Regions from separate parts of the Mus musculus genome. Here region 1 is linked to region 2. A link is a loop called in an ENCODE intact Hi-C map of the cell type or tissue named here. Cell type or tissue: left cerebral cortex. All regions are shown on one strand. Links, peaks and the distances in the headings refer to the core of each region. The heading gives the core; the rest is flanking DNA.

Evidence for each region. Peaks named below come from ENCODE experiments on the same cell type or tissue, not always from the same donor. Only the 100,000 strongest peaks of a DNase experiment are listed, where the experiment ranks them.
Region 1: a loop joins it to region 2, with 4 times the contacts of the local background. A loop is called at or near these places in 2 of 42 quality-filtered maps.

The regions. Positions count from the first base shown.
Region 1 is chr4:66,921,430-66,926,821 of GRCm38, reverse strand. No RefSeq gene overlaps it. Among named protein-coding and RNA genes, the nearest start is that of Tlr4, 97 kb to the right of the region's middle. In left cerebral cortex, for the core only: a CTCF peak has its summit at 3,015 (motif pointing left); DNase peaks (open chromatin) are centred at 508 and 3,008.
Region 2 is chr4:68,008,433-68,013,824 of GRCm38, reverse strand. No RefSeq gene overlaps it. Among named protein-coding and RNA genes, the nearest start is that of Gm23738, 170 kb to the left of the region's middle. In left cerebral cortex, for the core only: no CTCF peak of the experiment used is centred there; a DNase peak (open chromatin) is centred at 2,252.

The sequences.
Region 1 (5,392 bases), core at 164-5,163, 1.1 Mb after region 2:
GTTTATATTTTTCTTATAAGTAGAATCATATAAAATGTAACTGATTGTATTTTTCTTCAAAAATACTTTGACTTTTTAAGTGTTTTGCTGAAGTCCTGCTGTTCTTTTAATAGGAAACATAGTTCCCATGTAATGGGGATAATGATCTGTCCATTGCCTTTGGATTGGCTGGATTGTTGTTGATTTAAATGCAACATGATCATTTGTTTACAAGTGTTTTTGTGTGTATTTATATTTTCATTTTTCTTAAGTAAATTTTGAGGAAATGGATGCTGCTTACCTCTCCTCCCCACCCTCCCCGGATACCTGTCCAGAACCTAGAGCAGTGTTCTGCCTCTTCTTGGCATCTGCTACCTACTCATTCATGGAAACTCTTCAACAATTAGCAGGGTCAACTTCAGTTGTAGATGGCTGAATTCTGAGTGTGAACTTTGTCCGCTGTTGAACCAAACACACTGAGAAGAGGGAAATGATCAGTGTGCGGGCTCCCTCCTCACCTTGTGTGGGCAGTGCCTCTGGGAGCAACCCCCAGGAGTGCTTTCCTGAAACTACTCACAAAGGAGCCAGCCCTGACAAGAGGCAATGTTTCTCTGGCCTTTCCATTTAATAGGCCCTGTCTGGTTGTTCTCTTCTCTCCAGGGAGCTACTGCTCTAATCCCTAGAGTTCTCCCTCTCCAGACTCTTGCAATCCCATTATCCTTCTGCCTGGAGAGACAGACGGTGCCCATGTCCCAGTGCCAGCACAGAGGCTCGTGTGGATGTATTGAATTCACCACCTGGTGACTACAATTAAGTTTCCTCTCCTTTGATTTATTTTGGTTAGAGGAAAGAAATCATTTAAGTTCTTTCAGATGCAGATAAGAAATGATATATGTCCCATCCATTTTCCTGATAGCAACACTTCCCGCAGCTAACACAGATTGAGAAGGGGCTTCAATCACACTTACTCTTGACTACCTGTAGTGGAGGGAAGATGAGGAGTTGGAAAAAGAAAAGGGGAGAGGAGAGGAGTCAGCTAGGGGAAAGAGATAGTGAAAAACATGCATGGTGTTTCTGGGGAAGCGCTTTAAGCAAACGGAGAGATATCTGCTTAATACACAGATTTTTCTGTTCTATCTGAGAACACAGCTCTGTTTAAAATTCAGTTGAATTGAGTCAGATATCACCTTGAAGATGATCTAACCCAGAATTTCATATTAAGGGGTCTGTGAGAATACTGTAGTTGTAGAGACTGGGGATGTCTCAAAAATATAGCAGATTTAGACCTCTATCCAGTGTTTCTAGTTTCTTAGATCCATTAAAAAAATGAAAATGAGGGAAAATAAGGAACTGGAGGAAGTTTCTTTCAGGAAAAATGGCCACAACTACAGAGGCAAGTGCTGCGTTCTCAGAGCAGTGTTGTATAGCTAGGACTTTGGACAGCTTCTTCTACATAACGCTGCAGTTCGGAGAAGGATTATTCTGAACAGTGTTTATTTCTTTTCCCTCCCTTTTGTCTTTATATGGGATTTATAAAGTATATGGTGGGAGTATTTTGCAAAGTTAGTGATATGGAAATGAAATTATAATGAAGTAAGGGCCATTGGTCATCACAGTCACCTTATTGGCATCCCAGAATAGGGTTTATTTAGTGTCTTTTATGTTTCAGTAATCGCAAAATATCGCTCTGTAATATAGCTCTACAATTGCATCAGTCTATAAGCATTGTTTGGTTTGTCCCCTCACTTACCCAAACACACCTGGTGCTGGTATAGCTTGTCTCAGGAAGGAGTGTTAAGATATATGAACCTTCTGTCAATAAGAACAGTAAAGCACCCATCCTTACTCTCTTTCAAAAGAGAGAGGACCTCATGGAGTTTACAAAATTCACTAACTTAATTACATTCTCCGGTTTTTGTTGTTGTTGTTGTTGTTTTGTAAATGGTGAGTGGTAAAGATTGCTATTCTTTGCTCAATGCCATGGTCAAGACTAGAACTCAGTGGTCTGAATTCACATATTGCCCCCCCCCCTTCATCTTATTTTTAGTTTTCTCGTGGAAAGCATAATGCTTTGCTCTCTGTTCAGTTCACCATCACTAGTCCTGGAGAGAGCAAAACAAGTACAGCCACTGCCTTCTGATGAAAGCACAAAAGAAGCCAAGGCTAGCTCAAGCAACTTAAGTCTTCAGGCATCCTTAATAAGCTTAAATGGACATGGCTTCAGCGACCTTTAATTTAATACTTCCTTCTGATAATAGGTCCTTGTATTTGAATATTTCCTTCCCCATCTTCAGGGATGCAAAACCTCTGCTGCTGTCCTTTTACATTAGAAGTAGATCTTAATTATTGGTTACCTCTGGTAAGAAAGGCTCCCCAGTTTAACTCTGAGCTTCCTCCTCGAAGGTTGGCATGGACTAAGGATGTGGCTTAGTGCTAGAGCATGTGCCTCGGAGGATTTGGATTCAGTGTTCATCTCCCTTAAAAGTAGAGAACATTAGAAAAGGCTGGCAGGAAAAGACTGATGGGAAGATAAAGACAAAACAAACAATCAAATCAGTGCTCTACCATCCATCTGGTAATCTTGCCTTCCCAAAATGCATTTTACCCCCTCCCACTTCCTCATCTAGGAGCAAACCTGTTAAAGTCGGAACAATTCTGTTTTGGGAGAAGGTGACATAAACCAGGTGTCACTGTAAGCATGTTCCACTTATGTATTCCCTTTGCAACTGACTACGTTCTACCTAATACAGTGCCCAAGCGTCTGAAACTTCCCTTAAGCACAGTCTTTGCTATCAGGTTAAACAGACCTTCACATGCCTTCCATGACAATAATGAGCATGCTGGAATACACCTGAGAGAATTTTCTGGACTCCTAAACACAGGGCCCCAGGAATAACAACCCTTCTCTCTCTGAATACAAAACTATGAGGAAGATTTTTCAGCCCTGTTCTCTTATTCTCTTATTTCCTATTTCTTCTTTCTCCTTTCTTTCTCTACACTGGCAATCTCCTAACATTCCATGGAGTTCTGATGCCCCCTGCTGCTGGTTGCTGGCAGAAGGAACAAGGCATTTCCCTGATTGGATCTCTCTCTCTCTCTTTCTCTCTCTCTCTCATATTTATATTAGATCTTCTTTCTCTAATTGTGTTTTCCTTTTAGATAGTTAGCCCATCTTTCTCAGCCACTTGTGTCTTTTCTCCCTCACCTTTGACCCAGCACCTTTCTTTCCATCTCTCCCCCTCCTCCCTTAATTTTGTATTACCATTTTGCTCGTGAAACATGTCTCGTCCACACTTCTAGATGGCTGGTTCCTGCATGATGTAATAATTCACTGCATGAGTTTCTATTGCACACTCTCAGACACTTGTTGGTAGAATGTTATCCCTTACAGAGAAAGGTGGAAAACTGCCTGCTTCATTGTCCCATGTAAGTAGAATAATGGCATGATTATCCCACATTGAAAGTGACCTCAGATTTACTCAGAGAGTTCTCTTTAATTGACAGATAAATCATTCTCTTTCTTTTCAGGACATGCTTCCTTTTTGCATGGTCATTACTATCAGCTGGCTATGTAGCACTGAGCACATATGGTTTATTTTCTGAGCTACAGTGTCTAAAACTTATAAGTAGTAGGAGGTCAAATTTGGAAAGGAAATGATAGAGGACTGTGGGGCATCCTCTAGAGGAGAAGAGAACATTCTGATTGTACAATATACCTTATAGGATGAGTAGCATTTACCAAGTCTGAGTTTCTGGGGTTCTCCATGTAAATTGCCTGCTCAAGAGGACCTGCAGATAGATTCTTTTGTTAACAGTTGGGATTATTATTCTAAGAACCCTACCTACTGCGTTGAGTTTGTTTCTCTGCCAAACTGAGCTGTTACTATCCTTTGAGACATACTGCCGGCCAGAATGCATTTCTTTGCACCTGTTAAATGGGTTTGTGGTTTCCAATAGTGCCTGTGATTTTCCTTCAATGAATACTGAATTGAGGGTGGGAAAAGAGGGTGTGGATGTGTGATTTCTGGGCTGCGTTACACACAGGATCTCACAACAAAGCTTACAATTATCCTGGTAGTCTTTGGTTTATGAGAGAGATAACGAAACTTTGAAGAATTTAAGCACATTAGTAGCCAGTGTGTGCTGGTCCTGAGTTTAAACCTGAGTCATATGCAAAAATCTCTGCGATGTAAATAAAATGCACTGGCTTGAAGATGAGACAGTCTTGAACATGGGATAGATTCTATTCCTTAGACACACGTTCTACCAGGAGAAAAGGGTGGTCTCACCTTCTGCTGTTCCAAGATCTAAGTTAAAATAAGCAAAGCTCTGCCCCTCTATTTCTTTCTGCTCTCCCTGACCTCTTTGCAATTTAATCTGCTTTTTAGTTTATATTAACACATATAAATGTATGAATTCTGGACCAGTAGGCTTCTCTAAAGGCCTGATTAGTATTTGATTTCCCACAATGCTTAGCACCTTGTTTTCAATGTCAATGGCCCTCAGCTTTCACTTTTGTTTTTTGAAGGAAAAAGAGTGGGAGGAAACAACTCAAGCATAGAGCCTGGAGGGAGAGGATATCATAAAAGACCTGCAGAAAGGAAGAAAAGGGAAAGAGATTAATAGCTCTTTTCCTGCATTACAGGACCCATTTAAGACATAACAGAACCTTCAATATTGATTTGTTTTTTGCATTTAAGTACCAATTGCTGCGGATGACTAAAAATATGGAAAGACAGAGAATGAAAAAGTCCACTGAATGTCAAATTGGTAGTGAAAATTTCAAATGTCTCCTGTTAGAAAACCCAGCAATCCGATGTCAGGAATTGCTTTATTGGGTGATATTCTTGAAAAATATGTTTGCAGGTGCATGATTACTCTGCCAGGCAAGATACCTCTGTAACCCAAACACACTCCCTCTCCAGCTCCGGGGACACAACTCAGCATGCTGCAGCCGGATGGTACTGCTCCCACCATTACGTTTGCTTTCCATACAGTATGTCCTCCCCAAGACTGATGCTAGCAATCGATGCCAAATGCGGCGCACTTAAGTACATCAATGAAAAGGCTGTTACAATAACAGCAGCTATTTTTACGTGGCTAGTGATTTTTTTTTTGTGGCTCTCCAAACACAAAGATAGGAAATAATAACTGGTCATTTTTCATCATGACAGACAATGTAGGAGGACAATTGAAGCAGAGGCACCTCCTGTGATCTGTGCAGCCAAGGAAAAGGCTAGGGAAAGCAAAGCTGCTCCTGCAGGCTCCAGTGCCTGTGCGTGGAAGGTGTGTGCTACAGACACCTTACCAGCCAATGACTATGTGGCTACTTCAAGTATAAAACCCAAAGCTGTAGAGAGAATATCTCTATTCTGTCAATTTTACATCTGTCGATTAAAATAACTATGACCTC
Region 2 (5,392 bases), core at 96-5,095:
GCATATATCAGTTTCAGTGTATCCCTGATGATATTGTATGACCTTTCTGTATTTGCTGATCCTGAGCAGCCTTTAATATAGCTATATGTCTAGTTAGGTGGCTTTTATGTCCTTTTCAATCCCCCAAACTGTCTATTGCCATCTTCACATTCAGCTACTTTCCTTGTATATGATGCATTTAAGGAAACAAAAGTAAGTAAGAAATCTCATCAAGTAACCCAATAAAAAAAGAACACACATAATATGCACTCACTGATAAATGAATATTAGCCAAGAAGCTCAGAATAGCCAAGATACAATTCACAAAACACATAACACATAAAACAAAAGAAGAAGGAAGACCAAGGTTTGGATACTTTGATCCTTCTTAGAAGGGCAAAATATCCATGGAAGGACTTACAGAGACAAATTGTGGAGCAGAGACTGCAGCAATGACCATCCAGAGACTGCCCCACCTGGAGATGCATCCAATAAGCAATCAGCAAACCCAGGCACTGTGGTGGATGCCAACAAGAGCTTGCTGACAGGAGTGTGATATGGCTGTCTCCTGTGAGGCTCTTCCAGTGCCTGACAAATATGGAAGTGGATGCTCACAAGCATCCATTGGATGGAGTACAAGGTCCCCAATGAAGGAGCTAGAGAAAGTACCCAAGGAGCTGAAGTGGTTTGCAGCTCTGTAGGAGGAACAATATGAACTAACCAGTACCCCCAGAGGTATCTGGGACTAAACCACCAACCAAAGAAAACACATGGTGGGACTCATGTCTCTAGCTGCATATGTAGCAGAGGATGGCCTAGTTGGTCATCAATGGGAGGAGAGGCCCTTGGCCCTGAGAAGGTTGGATGATTCCTGTATAGGGGAATGGCAGGGCCAGGAAGCAGGAGTAGGTGGGGGAGAAGGGACTGTATAGAGAGTTTTTCTGAGGGTAAGCCAGGAAAGGAGATAACATTTGAAATATAAATAAAGAAAATATCTAATAAAATGCAGGTAAGATTTAAAAATATTTGTTTCAATAAGTATACATAGGCATATAATATTTTTAATATATTAAAAATGTATTTTAAAAAATCTCCTCACATAGAATTTGGGAGTTAACTTTATTATCATTACAAACACCAGACATAGAAATAACAACTTCCATTGTAGGCTTCATCTCTCCTCACCTATTTAACTTATTCATATACAAACAACACTCCCTTCTTTCATGTTGTTGTGGCAAACCTTCCACACCCTTGGGGCCAGCTCACTAGCAGCTCTTGCTTAGGGCTAAGTCTATCCTGCTGACCAGGCAATGTTCAGGAACCACTTTCAAAAGTGTTGCAGCCAACACAGGCAGTACTGCTACAGAGAGAAACATTTCTACTACAAACTTGCTTATATTTATTTTCCACAATTTTTTTCATGTTTCTTTTAAACATAATCAAATAATTGCACTCTCAATAATGTCACAAAAAGTATTCTTGTTATTGACAGTAACCCTTTATTCACTGTTAAGTCGCATTGTAAACACTAACAATCAACACCAATATTATGATTATTGTAATGATTTGTATTATCTGCCATCTGTGTGCATTTCATTTCATCTTCCTGTCCATCCTTGGCCTTCAAGACCCACGTTTTCATGTATTCTTTCCACACAATGTTGCTCATTTTCAATATTTCTTAGCTTCCTAGCACAAGTGGACTAGTTTACATTTTCCCATCTTCTCTATACACATTAAATTTGTGGGACATATATTCAATGTCATAACCTTGTGATGCATTTATATTGTGTCAGTTACCAAGCTAATATCACAAGTCAACACAGATTTCTAAAAGATATATGTGTTTATTAAACTGCATGTGTATTTTTATGTCCAAGCCTAGTAGATATATTACGTTAATAGAACTATGGGCCTACACACACCCCCTCCTCAAAATTATTTTTTTCTGCTGTTTTCAAGATTTAATTAAGACAACTATATTCTTCAAAGTTTCCTATAGCAAAATCTATTGATTAAAAAAAGGTAATTATAATGAAGGGCACACATAAACATATTTTTAAGTGAAACAAGAAAAATAAAACATTAAAAAAATCCCATAACTTTTATCCAAGTATTTTCTCTCCAGTGAAAACATTTTTCAAATAAAATAAAATACACACTTCTTTTGTAAACCAAATCTGAGAGAATTTATTGCCAGCCAATTTAAACATGAAAACTAAAAGCAGTTCTCATGCTGATGCGAAAATAATGCCATCTGGAGGTTTGAATCACCAAGAAGTGAGGACTTGGGTAATGATGCACACGTGGTAAATATAGACTGCATTTATTTCCCATATTTTAACTCTCCAAAAGTGTCTTGAAGGCTTAGAATGAAAAGAAATCCAGATACAGAGTAGGAATTACATCATGTATACATACATGCATTGGCATGGCAGTATGGATGCTGAGAGGTGTTTTAGATCTAAAGTTTTATCATAAAGTTTTTTCTTTTATCATATGCTAGATATCCATAAGTACAAAGTTTAAAACTGTCTTAGAGTAAATATATTAATCTCCTGGACACCTATCAGAGGAAAATTATAAACAAATATTTCTAAATGGCTAGGACTCAACACACATGAAATGTTCCAAAGGAATCTAAGCTCATTAAATTAAAGCATAATTAAAGCAGAAGATATGAAGAGGAAGTAAATCAGAAGAAAGGGAAAAAAGAGGGAGGAAAGAGGCATGGAGAGATAAATCATGGGCGTCAATGTCATTAATTTATGCTAATTCAAAAATGGACTGCATACTACTATCAAATGACTGTAAACAAGGACGCACATAGAGACTTTCAGCAGCTGGGTATTGAAGTTGTAATCATAAGCTATTTGCAAAACGCAAACTTTTCAAAGACACAGATAAGGTTGGAGGTGAAAGACAAAATATCAATGTGCCAGAAAAAAATCGTATATCTACCCCAGCAGATGGGCCTGCATTAATAACACATAAAATGGAACTGAAGTCTAGGAGGATCGTCAAAAATAATGTCTCAGAATGAAAAGTTTCCTTTTATCCAATGTGTGGACATGTTATTATACAAGAACCTAAAAACATGATTTCAAATACCATGCCAAAAGGTCACAATTAAATCCTAACCTTAAAGACTTTTAGCACTCTTCTTACTAATTAATAGGAAAACTAAAAATCCATAATAATGTAGCAGAGATGAATATTAACTTATATGTTAATAAGCATTTCTAGGGGAAAAAAATCCCAGGAAAAAGAGGGTTTGGAATATAACTAGATGGCAGAACACTTGCTAGAAGAAATAATGCCTGAGGCTCAATCCTAGGTATTGCTTTCTATTCACAAAAATATGCAACTAAAAATGCATTGTCTAATATGATTAGAATATCAGATTAATGAGCATAGTTTTATTAACATCAGGATTAAAAAATTTGAGAAAGTGATCAAAATATGTGGAAAATTGACAATAAACTTAATACAAAGAAAATATCTTGAGTAGATTGCAGTTAGTAGATAACATATCTAGATTTTTAATCTATAACAAGGTATTTAATGCCGTTTTAAAATAAGAAAAGTAACACACACACATAAAAAGTATTAAAAAAAAAGAAAGAAAGAAAATAGGGTAAAGCAACAAGTCTTGCAAACTTTATATGCCCCAGTACAGGGGAACGCCAGGGCCAAGAAGTGGGAGTGGCTGGGTAGGGGAGTAGGGTGGGGGGGAAGGTATAGGGGACTTTTGGGATAGCATTTGAAATGTAAATGAAGAAAATATCTAATAAAAAAGTTTTTAAAAAAGAAAATTTCAAGTGTAAGCATAAGAAAAATTTTGACGGTACAAAAATTATTCAATAAGGTATATATAATTAATACCCATTGAATTTCATAAAAAATAAGTATTTGAATTTTTATTTTTAGTGGTAAATATGTCAGAGGCAAAAACAATATATATATATTTTTTAAAGGACTGCTTATAATGAGTATGCGTGAGTTGATATAGTGATCCCAAATCTAATTTTAACATATTTATTGTTTGAACAGGTATCAAACAATGAAGCATGAATAAAAAGCATAATGAAGTTTCTCAATTTGCCATTCAAAATTACAATTAAATCCAAAATTGTGTTTATATTCAGCAAAAAGGATGACTAAAGAACAGTTTAGAAAGTCTTACAACACCAACTATTAATGAGAATGTTGAACTACTGGAATTAGCAGACTGCTAAGGAGTAAAAGCACAAGGGCTATTTTTGCAAGAAGAATGGACTCTTTGGAAAAAGTAAATTACCCTTCTAATTGCTAAAACCTATCGAATGCAGATCAATGGAAAGAAATAGAAAAATATAACCAAAAAAACCAATTTTTTTGAATAATGATATGAGCCTGTTTTCATTGATTCATTGAGACTTGTATATACTTGAATGTATTCACTCCTTCATGTCCTCCACTTTCTACTCACACAACACATCCGTATCTTCTTGTTCAACTTTAAAATTACTTTGTTTAATTTTTTGTTTCTTATATTTTTTTTTCTACTCCATCAAGTAGAGTTGTGTTTTCCAGCTGGTATTGGGATTAGAGACTGTTCCAACATGTGGTCAGCAATCAGGATATTCATATTAGTATTATTTGCAATAGTGAGAACTGAAAACAGCTCAGCCTTCAGGAAGAGAAAATGGGAATTATTTTCTTTAAATTACTAATTCAATGGGAAGTTATTCAGAAGAATATTCTCTCTCTGTATATATATATATATGTATGTATGTATTCTGGAATCTCTATAGAAAATGAATCCTTCTAATATTATACTATCTTTATAAACATACACAAAGCGCGTGCACACACACATACACAAAATCAGTAGTATATGATTCCATTAAAATTATTTTGCAAAATAATGACATGCTAAATGAAATGAATTGCATGTTAACCTTCTTGAGATCAAGGAGTGAAAGATGAACATAAAAATGTGCATAAAGATATACACATAATGTGACTTGAGTACCAGTTACATGAGTGTGTACATTTTTGACACTCTTTAATGTGCATTCAAAATATGTGTATATTATGCTAATTTACCTCCATTCAATGATCTAAGTGAAGAAGTTAACATTGATTTCATTGTCTGCATCTAATATGCCAAAAAAATATTCTGAGCACTTATACAAATCATGCTGCTTATTTAGAGTAATCTTGAGGGTAGTCTTTCTTATTTTATGACTGACATGCCTCCAGAAACCTTGTCAAGGTCAAACAACAGAAACAACTCTAGAGATGAAAACCAGGTCTAGTTAGTCTTACAGCCAAAGAGGAAGGAGGACAGTTCACATCTCTTTATAACCCAGCCCGTTCAGAAGTCTACAGCTTTTACAAACAGCACTTACTGTTTCTAAAATGT